Regions from separate parts of the Homo sapiens genome. Here region 1 is linked to region 2. Evidence: read pairs that join two places in POLR2A ChIA-PET (ENCODE). Cell type or tissue: Panc1. All regions are shown on one strand. Each heading gives the region's core, and the rest is flanking DNA. Links, peaks and the distances in the headings are about the cores only.

What was found. ChIA-PET counts read pairs that join two places held together with the same protein. Peaks named below come from ENCODE experiments on the same cell type or tissue, not always from the same donor. Only the 100,000 strongest peaks of a DNase experiment are listed, where the experiment ranks them.
Region 1: POLR2A ChIA-PET joins it to region 2 with 10 read pairs; 3 of 35 experiments call an interaction of 5 or more read pairs at or near these places.

The regions. Positions count from the first base shown.
Region 1 is chr6:128,468,340-128,473,849 of GRCh38, reverse strand. All of the region lies in intron 1 of PTPRK (protein tyrosine phosphatase receptor type K), which reads left to right. Among named protein-coding and RNA genes, the nearest start is that of PTPRK, 50 kb to the left of the region's middle. In Panc1, for the core only: no CTCF peak of the experiment used is centred there; no DNase peak of the experiment used is centred there.
Region 2 is chr6:128,273,071-128,278,580 of GRCh38, reverse strand. All of the region lies in intron 3 of PTPRK (protein tyrosine phosphatase receptor type K), which reads left to right. Among named protein-coding and RNA genes, the nearest start is that of PTPRK, 240 kb to the left of the region's middle. In Panc1, for the core only: no CTCF peak of the experiment used is centred there; a DNase peak (open chromatin) is centred at 3,300; H3K27ac peaks cover 1,211 bases.

The DNA of each region.
Region 1 (5,510 bases), core at 187-5,186, 200 kb before region 2:
GAAAATAATGGAGTTTCAAAAATGTAGCTTTTTAACCCAGTAGTAGCTTTACAAGATAGGTTTTGTATGCTGATCAGCAGGAGATTCTGGTTATCTGAGTCTTCAGAACATTCGTTCAGGCATTCTGTACTCTGAGAGACTTTAAGATCATGGAAATTAAGAGTTTTGAAAGTTCTCAAGTTCTCAAAAGCATCCTTGAAAAATAACTAGGAGGTGAGTCATTTAATATTTCTGAACATCTGATTTCTGATCGTAAAAATCAATTAGGAAAATTACCACTTTGCATCCATAATAGTAAATATTGATTTGGGAAAGAATAATCATTGGATACTAAATTGGAATTAATAGAAATTTGACAGAGAGCAGGATATTTGCATGGTCTTAAAGCACTTCCCTACAGACATTTTGTTAATTGCAAGGCAAAAAAAAAAAAAAAAAAAAAAAATAGTAACCATATAGTGGAAAAACTGAATGTCAAAATTAATATCACTGAGGGGAGGCAGACAGATATCATGTGCTTTCAGGTATGATACTATAAGAACACAAAACCACTTTTGTAGCATTCTGGTGAAGAATGCATTACCTGAATCTCATCATGAGGAAATATCAGACAAATCCAAATAGAGAAATTGTCTAAAAAAATACCTGGCCTATATTCTTTCATGGCAGTGTCATGAAAGAGAAAAAAGGCTGAAGAACTGTTTTGCATTAAAGGAGATTTAGAGATGTGAGTTGAAACTAAATGCCATGCAGGATCCTGGGTTGAATCCTAGACTGGAAATTATACTTAAAAAGGACATTATGGAGAAACTTGGCAATTGAATATGGACTGTGAATTATATCAGGTGTTTGAAAAATTTTAAAATAAAAGAAGAAATACATATTTTAGAATTTGCAGGCAATACTGTTGTCTCATGCAACAACTATCCAATTCTGCTGTTGTTCACACTGCTGCCACAAATAATGCAGAAAAGAAGGGGCATGATTTTGTCCCAGTAAAACTGAATAGATGAAATCAGGTGGCAGACTAGATTTGGTTCACAGGTTTGTCAAACTCTGGATTATATAACTGTGGTGTATCAATGTTAAGTTTTCTTAATTTGGCATCAATATTGTGATTATATAAGAGAATATTGTTACAGTTGGAAATATATATTATTGAAATATTGGGGTTAAAGAGCAAGTTGTATGCAACCACTCTCAAGTTGTTTTAAAAATATTAATATGTAGAATTATATATAATAAATGGTAAATAGATGTAAAGATGGGAAATACATAGTAGAAGATGTTGAAAATTGGTGAACTTGGGTAAGGGATATTCAGGAGTTCTTTGTGTTAGTCTCGCAACTTTTCTGTAAGTTTGAAATTATTTCAAAATAAAAAGATAAAAACAAATTCAGGGAGTTCCCTAAGCTAAAGGGGGGGGGGGTGTCAAAAATTCAGGGAGTTCCCTAAACTAAATTGGGGAGGGTGTCAAAAAACAAAACAAACAAGCAACACACATGTGCACACACCCACTTGCCGCATGTAGCTCGGGTGCACCACCTGTGACATAACGAACCATGTGAATAAACAGAAGCAACACAACCGGGCTTCTGAGGCACTATTCAAATAAAACACAGAATTAATGAGGAGAAAATTTCAGAGAAACAAAGAACAGAATTAGAAGCAAAAGCTCAGCAGAATCACCTGATTTCACTTGGCTTTATCCTCTCTGGAGGGAAGAAGCAGCCTTGGAGAGATGGCAAGGTGTGGCTGTGTTGCTGTCAACTTCTACTTTGCCCTCTTGAACTGTCTCCTTCATCTTTCCATTCTCCACCCTCTTCTTTCCCCCCTCTCTTTTCCTCTCTCTCTCTCTTTTGTTTCTGCAACCGCCTTTTTTCAGTCTTCTTATTTTCTTTGGCTATGTTTTATTGCCCGCTCATAAGCTGGCACACAGACTTATTTGCTTCTGCTATGTTCTTATTATACATTAGCTCAATTAAAGTAATTGAAGAGAAACCATAATCAGCATGACGATATTCAACTCATTTGAAACCCAGCCCCAAATACAGTGTGAAAATACCCATTGTTAACTTCATGCACACTCCACATACACCTGTTGGGCCACTAGCTTATAGGTAAAAATAAAAAAGAATGTATTTTATCAGTGAGTCCATTTGCCTGGTCCATTTCACAGCCAGGCCACATTCTCCTTATTAATTGACCTGCTTTTGTTGTGAGTTTTTTTTTTTTTTTTTTTTTTAGGTTGTTTTGTATCTAGTGAATGCCTTTCTGATTTAAATTTTTCAGTAATTTATAATTGCTTTCCTTTAAGGCTTCTCTTTTCTCCTCTGTAATATTATCCCTGTCCATCTCTATTGCCCCAAACTGTTCTTGGTAAGTTTCTATCATTATTATTTTTTTCTGGAACAGGATTGTCTGAGCCTTTTCTTCTCATCTTCCCTAATAGCTAGAATCTTCTGCCCATTCACTTTTCCCCCCCATTCATTTCCTGCCTCAGTTTCTACTTCCAAATGTCTTGAAAAGTAAAATTTTATTTTGTTGAGTAAAATGTAAAAAGAATCTCACAGTACTTATATCAGAAAACTGGATGCCCTGTAAAATACCTTGATGTGTGGCATATTTCTTACAGTGGCTGGGAAAATGTTGAATATATGTATTCTCTGACCGTTTTCAACTATTGGCCATGACTATCATTTTCTCCCAGGAATATTAAATTCATTTAAAGCCCAGAGAACAGTGTTGCATAAAATTTGCTTTTAAATGATGTCCTTCAGTGATATTTATTGAAGGCATTATCATATATTCTAAGAATATTTTGATTCTCTAACTTATAGAAGGCAACCTAGCTCTTAATGTAATGTGATTTTAACTTTCCTTGTCTTGTTTATTTTCAGTTTGGTGACTTACTCTCTCCTTTAAAAAAAAAAAAAAAGGAAGAAAGAAATTCACTACATGGTTAAATGCAGTGAAAATGTGTACTATAGTTTCTTTTTTTTCCTTTCTTTTTAACTGTGGATGTTAAGCTGTATAGCCCAGACTTGTAATAGTTTGCAGGAAAGGCTTCTTAGCCATTAAAAAAAAAAAAAAAAAAAAAGAGAGAGATATTGTTTCTTCTTCTAGATAATGCCTCATTGAACCTGTAAAATCTGTATGTTAAGAATTATTTAAAAGAAAAATTCTGCACAATATTGATTTCTTTTTTTGTCTTGCCTCTTCTGACATAGAAAAAAGCTGCAGGCAAGTATTAACTGAAACACTTTCTAAGTTTCAACACCAAGTTCTCTTACTTGAACTTAGTGTTTTTGAAAGATGATGGTAGTGCTATAGTAAAGCAGAGACTTTGTTAGAGGCCCAAAGTGAAAAGCACTAGGCTATTATGAATAATTTTGTGAACTTACGTTGGATTGATTTTAACATGACTACTTTTGTTTAAAAAAAAACGCATTAGAGGTTAAGAAAACGATTTCATAGAAAAAGTCAAAGCTCAAACAACACTTCATAATTAGCATTCAGGACACAAAAACACTTGAGAACTCTAGAAAACCTTAGAACATTCCAATAAACTCATATATATATATATATATGAAAACTGAGACCCAAGGATGAATAACTAATTGTTTTAATGGGGTCTGAAATAGACCATGAGTTCCCCAAACTACAAGTTATATAAGATGGTTAGTTTATTATTCTGCTTAGGAATAACAGGATGTATAATGTTTTCATTGTTGTTAGTTTGTTGTTCTGTTAGTTGTTGAAGTATGTATTATACTAGTTTTCTATGGCTGCTGCAACAAATTGCAACAAAGTTAGCGGCGTAAAACAACACAAATTTATTCTCTTACATTTCTGGAGGTCAGAAGTCAGGAGTCTCACTGGGCCCATAAAATGGTCTGCAGGGCTAGGTTCCTTCTGGAGTCTGTAGGGGAAGATCCATTTCCTTGCCTATTCTAGTTTCTAGAAGTCACCTATCTTTCTTGGCTCATGGCCCTTTTTCTCTCTCTTTAAAGCCCACACTGTCATCTCTTTTCTTTGCTGCCTCCCTCTTCCACATTTAAAGACACTTGTGATTGTATTGGGTACACCTTGGTAATCCAGGACACTCTCCCCATCTCAACGTCAGCTGATTATCAACCTTAATTCCTCTTTGCCGGATAACCTAACATATTCACAGTCCCAGCGATTAGGATATAGACACTTGTGTTTGTTGGGGGCGCATTATTCAGCCTACCACAAGTCTAATCTAAATATTCACATTAAAATAAAAATATGACTTGAAGCAGCCAAAGTCTTATTTGTTTGGAGGCATAGATATCAAGTTAACTTGATTGTTTTACTCTTCTGTTTCTTCTCCTATCCTCAACACTTGTGCTAGAATATCTCTTTAAAGCTACTCCAGGGTGTTAGTAAATAACAATAATATAAAAAATGGCCAGCATTTTGTTTCATTGGATTTGAAATGGATTTCTATGTTGGAATATACATTATTTTGGAGGTATTTTTAGGTTATTGGAAGCCGAGTGCATCAAGCATGCTCTCTTTGTGTGCATTCTTTATTAATTTGTAACAGCAGCTTCCCTTGGCATACATCTACAGCTAAGTACACAAGCTAACCTTTTGTTTCTTGATAGATGGCTTAATATATGCTTTCTAGCTAGATAAAATAAATGGAGGAAAGCACTTCCTTATAGTAGTCATTTCTGTTTCTTCAATGTTAGATACTGGTTTGTTTTTGCTCATCTTGCCATGGATATAGTGATCTTTTTTTCCTACAAATGTGAAAAGTACATTTATCGTTGCTATCACCTAAATACTTCGTTTCAAAAAATTGTGAGATTTCTTTATCAATGGGAACTTCTGTGGAAAAGAAACTTACCCTATGTTGGTGAAATTGAATACATTAAGGTTTTTTTTTTTTTTTTTTTGAAAAGGTGTTTAATGTGTATATTGAATTTCCCTGGCTTGAGGCAGTGTTTTCATTTCGTACAGAGATTTTAGGAAATTATTTCTGATTGAAACAGAAACATTGGAATTTGTCAAAGGGTTAGAGAAATCTCTGACTAAAGCAAAGTGCCAAATACTAGTTAGGTTAGAGAAAATTTAGGAGAAAATAAAACAGAACCAATGGAAATTTGCTTCTTGGGTGGGTGGACATGTCTAAATATGAATTACCAACATGGAGGTTTTGGTGTTGTCCACCGAAGTCATGGAATTGCTGGAGGTTTTGGTGGGAAATTCTTTTCTGCAAATCTATTTTAGAAAAAGTTTTCTACTCATGACAATTTATATCAAAGATAATATTTAACAGTAATACAAACTTGAGAACAGAAAAAGTCCAAGTAGAGGCAAATTCCTTGAAAATAAACATTACTGATAAGCAATGTTATTGTATTGTATTGTATTGTATTGTATTGTCAGGCTCTTAAATGAAGGCCCTAATAAACTTCCATTGAAGAGTTTATTTAACTAAAAACTTGAAATTCAGGATTTGTGTGATGCTGCCAGAC
Region 2 (5,510 bases), core at 189-5,188:
GTTAGACTAGTCATAAAGTGACATTACTTTGTTATTATCCAGCTCTCATTTCTGCACCTTGCCCATAAGTGGAGGGTGAGAGATTCTTTCAAATGCTTTATTGAAATGTAGACATATTAAGACCTGGCCAGGTGCAGTGGCTCACGCCTGTAATCCCAGCACTTTGGGAGGCCAAGGTGGGCAGATCACAAAGTCGGGATTTCAAGACCAGTCTGGCAAACAGAGTGAAACACTGTCTCTACTAAAAATACAAAAAATTACCTGGGCGTGGTGGTGTGCACCTGTAATCCCAGCTACTTGGGAGGCTGAGGCAGGAGAATCGCATGAACCCAGGAAGCGGAGGTTGCAAGAAGCTAAGATCACGCCATTGCACTCCAGCCCAGGCTACAGTGCGAGACTCCGTCTCAAATAAATAAATAAATAAATAAATAAATAAATAAATAAATAAATAAATAAAAAACACAAAAACACCTGCATTGTTTCCTTTACCTATTTTTATGGTACTACTAGCTTTTTTGGGAAAAGAGCCAGAAAGTATTCATTTAAAATGTCAATAGAATTTCACCAATAATTTGGAAACACTGATTTGTAGGTTTTTTCTTTTAAAACAAACTCAATTTATTCCATTTAAAAAATATTTGGACTGTATTTGTTCTCATGTTCTCATATCATGCCCATTTTTGTCAGTATTAGCAAATAGCAAATTAGATTATTCAGCCCCTCATTCAACAAACAGTTTTAAGTACCTCAGATGGGCCAGGTACTTCTGCAAATTTTCTCCATACCTTAGGATATTCTTTGTTTGGACTAGAAGACTAGAATTAATTCAAGACAGCTATTCAAACCTAAGCCATTTGCTGAGGTCGATTCATAAATCATGTTAAAATGTTAGTCTAACCTCACATAAATTAATATGCGTCCTTTCCCCAACCTTCACTTCTTTGGCCAGGAGATGAAAGCTCAACATGGACTTCCCACCCCAGGTATTGATCTCCTTTCAGAATCTGCCTCTGTATTACTGTTTCGAGAGTCAGGGTCAGCAGGAATATTGTTTTGGGAGAACAGGTCACATATTGCATTAGAGTAACATATGATTATTTTCTGACCTCTCTTCTCTTTAACTTAATTCTCAGTGTTTTGACAGAGCTCTTGCATGCCTGTTCCCTAATAAAGGACAAAAGACAATCATTTTCTTATGACAGTTTCGTATTTTATCTCAATCTAACAGCAGCATGAATTGATAACTACTTGTACAAGTAATGTTATTTTATTTGGTTCAATGTACTATGACTGACTTTTATTTAAAAGACCCGTTCTGCAAATTACCTTGGTTTATACTTAATAGGTAGTTTTTATAAGCTTAGCTCCAAGTTAAACGTTCAATGTTTGTTTTATTGAATTACTTTCTATATGAACTTGAGTAGACAGCTGTTTTCATGTTAGTGAGACTTTTTTTTTTTTCTTTCAGACTGACACTGTTGTGCCAAGCTATAAGGAGTAGATTCTTCAGGCAGAGGTCACTCATTGTCTTTCAGTTAGAGATTTAGAAAAACTTTTCTAAGCTAGTGCTCCTGTGGTATTGCATGCTACAAAGTGGGGAGGCCCTTTGGGACATGGTCAAGTCTTTTTAAAGATCAAATCCTCAATTTTTGGAAGAGTATATATATCTCATATACACAGTTTCTTAAAATTTAGGGTTTGTTGAGACACATGGAAAAAAATTTAAATGCCACTGTTGAGTAATTTTATGCTGTATACTTTTTCAGGGAATAGTCTTGAACTCATCGGTGCCCACAACTTAGAGAAATAATATTTGGGGAACATTATTTGAAAGATACGCAACTCCTTCTATGTTTCTTCATTTTCTAAAAATCTATCCCCAAATCAAGCCAGATCTACAGAGACTGGCACAAGGAAGAATCAGTTTACCTCCCAATGGAATTGTTTTACTGAATCACATTACACTGGGAGCTGCTTGCTGCATTTATTGCCAGAAAGCTTAAAGCCAGTTTATGGCTCTCTAATAAGAAATATATAAATGTTTATGGTAAACATGTTTGAGCTTTATTTCTGGCTCTAATTGATGGCTTTATTCCCATTTTTCTTTCTTCTTTCTGTCCAGTTTTACACTTCTGGAATTTTCTTGTGGTTAATATATCCTTTCAGCTTCCTTTAGTCTTTTCTAGAATGGAGGCAGAATCTAAATAAACAAATACAAAACATCTGCAGTAGAAAAGGATAATGAGAAAAGAATGATTTTTTCTTTGAACTTCTGTTCTGTGGTCAAAGACAATATTTCTGCTTTCTTAAATAAAATAGCCTGGTAAATGCTATTAGTAGACAAATAAAGAAATTTGTATTTAAATTACTTACAGATACCATAAAACTTTATATGTGTTGCCTCAAGTAGAATCTTATGCTCTTGTTGTTGAATAATTTAGTATATTGGCATTTATAGTTAAGACATCCTATTTTAACATGATTTTAATAGTGAATCACTTAATATTTAATTAAATAGTTAATGTTACCTTATGTGCATACTTAAAATTTTTTTTAAAGTTTACATATATCATCATACTGATAGGAAAAGTCTATAAAGTAGGCAAGGTTTATATATTACCCCCATTTAAAAGGCATGGTTGGGTTATGACTTGCCAAAAAACAAAAGGCAAAAAATATATCATGTGGCAAAGAAAAATAAGACATTAAATTTTGAAAGAACCTTATGAGTCAGACATAATTCATCAAGTACAGTTTGCCTTTTAGTTTTATGAAATATTAATACTGAAAGGGACCTTAGAAAGTATTTTGTCCAGCCTTCTGATTTTATGAGTGAAAACAACCAACTAATTTTAGAACATTCAAACAAGTATTAGAACCTCTACTCAATGGAACCATATTTATCCCCTGTATAACTTCAAATAGAGTTGAGTAGTCTAATGTATATTCCCAAATACGAACATTAAGAACTTTAACACCTGGTTCAGTGTTTTGACCCTTTTAACCTCTCATTACTGTAACCATTATTAAAACTAAACTGTACTGTCTTCAGTTAGCAATTGATTAGCTCTTTTTTCTTTAGAGCCAAATAGACCCCAAATGAAAATCTTGCCACAGGCCCTTGAACTCTTTCTTTTACTCTTCCCATGTAACATTATGGAGTTTGCCGGTTGGTTATAAATAGATAAATAAACAAAAACAGAGCCAAACAAATAAATGTAAATAGATTAACATATCAGGGCTCTGAACACTCAGCTTCACATAGAAAAAGGTAAACAAACATAGATAAGTAATATTTGCAGCATTGTTTATAACATAAGAGCTTGAGTCAGAATCCTTTGAGTTCAAATCCTCATTCTCTCTCATTTCCTGTAAGCTTGGTCAAGTGAGTCAGTAACTGTAGCTTTGTGTCTTTATCTGTAAAATAGGGATGATACCTATATCATAAGTGTTATGTTATGATTAAAATGAAAGTGTGTGTTGTACAGTGCTAGTGAAGTATAAGGAAATATGCATGGTAAGTGTTCATTCTAACATTTGGTATATTGCAATCGCACAGATTTATTTTTTTCTTCTCTTTGGAAACAGGAGCATAACTTGCTTATCCTATAATTGAATTATATTATTATAAGGTGTTTTCAAACAGGATTCTATTGAATGATTTTAGTTATCAGACCTCACCAGCACCAAAAAGGCCATTTTAATTTATATTGTTTTTTTGGTTAGCTGAGGCCAGAAATTTGTCTTCTGAATTTTTTCTTGATAATCTAAAATGGTTCAAACAGACATTAATTTTAGCCAGACTTTCACCATTTCAGTTTGTACTCTCCTGTAATCTGGTCTACAAATTAAATATTGAGACAACATACTTGTCACTTTTTGGAGGCATTTCTAAACCATTTGTTTGGATACAGAGTAAAAATACTTTTAAGTTTATTTATATAGTGATCAATGGAACAACCTGAGTTTTTAAATCTGGGTGTGAATGCTGATGATTGCTTCTGTAGATCATTTGCTCAAGGAGCTGTGATATAATTTTAAATTTAATTCATGAAATTGTAGATCCCGGAAAGTAGTTTATTATGAGACGCATAGTAAATTTTAAAATGCCCTCAATAGTATTTTCACAGTATGTTTTTAATAATTACTAAGTTGTCTTCATAGGCCCATAATAGACTTAGCAAAACACTGGTTTATATTTGTAGTTTTCTGAATTTTAGAGAATGTGAGGGTTTTTAAGTGCTGGAAGATGGAATTTAGTTTGTCAGGGAAAAATTCTAGGCAGAGCAAGTAAACCCTGTATTCTGTGTTGTAGGAATGCAGTTCTTTCAGGAAATTTAAGGCAGTAACAACAAAGCAACAATAATTTAGTGTTATAATTTTAAAACCTATTGTTTCTTTGAAGTGGTGGGTCATTATTTAGACTTGCTATTCTATTGGCAAATATTCATTTTAATCATATTGTAAAGGTATAATTTAAATATTTTGAAGAGGAAAAATCTGTACCTTGCATAACAGAGTCTTGATCCTTTAGGGCTGTTAGTCTAGTAGATTCTGTTGTTTTCACTCTTACCATATTAATAAATTCAATGAAATATGTTCATTAATAATAAAAAGGCACATCGCTTATCTCTGTATGTATGTATTTGGTGAAAAGGGGGAGTATAACTTTATAAGAGTTTTCATTTTGCTTGCTGAACAACTAACTGTTTGATTTTGATAGTGAGGAGAAAGCATGTAAAATTCATACTATTCAGGTGCTTTTGAGACATTACAGTGATAAATTGCGACTTATGCACTGACTAATTTTCCATGTATCCTTTACTGGAATGTTTCTTATTAGGAAGTCCATGAGTGTACTCAATGGAGATAACCCTAGACATTTCATTCCTGAATCTCAAATGAAAGGACTCTTGGCCCAGGACACTTACACGTTTTCGTCTGGAGTTCAATCTTGAGGTGATTGTAGCAGAAGATGTTGCATCTTAGACTGTATGTCTGATGGAGTTTTGGAGATTCGGGTTCATAATGTGGGGACAGTGGATCTCAGTAGGTTGTTTAGTTTTGAGCTTCAAAGGCTTGTAAACTCAATTTTACATAGGAAGGAGGATAGATGCTTTTCATAGAATGGGTATAGGACTTTGCAAAGATTAAGTGTCACTGCTTTCTGTAAACAGTTGATAGTTATACAAAATAAAGTCCATCTTTTTTTTTCTTTTTTTATTATACTTTAAGTTCTAGGGTACATGTGCACAAAGTGCAGGTTTGTTACATATGTATACATGTGCCATATTGGTGTGCTGCACCCATTAACTCATCATTTACATTAGGTATTTCTCCTAATGCTATCCCTCCCCACTCCCCCGACCCCGCGACAGGACAGGCCCCAGTGTGTGCTGTTCCCCACCCTGTGTCCAAGTGTTCTCATTGTTCAATTCCTACCTATGAGTGAGAACATGCAGTGTTTGGTTTTCTATCCTTGCGATAGTCAGAATGATGGTTTCTAGCTT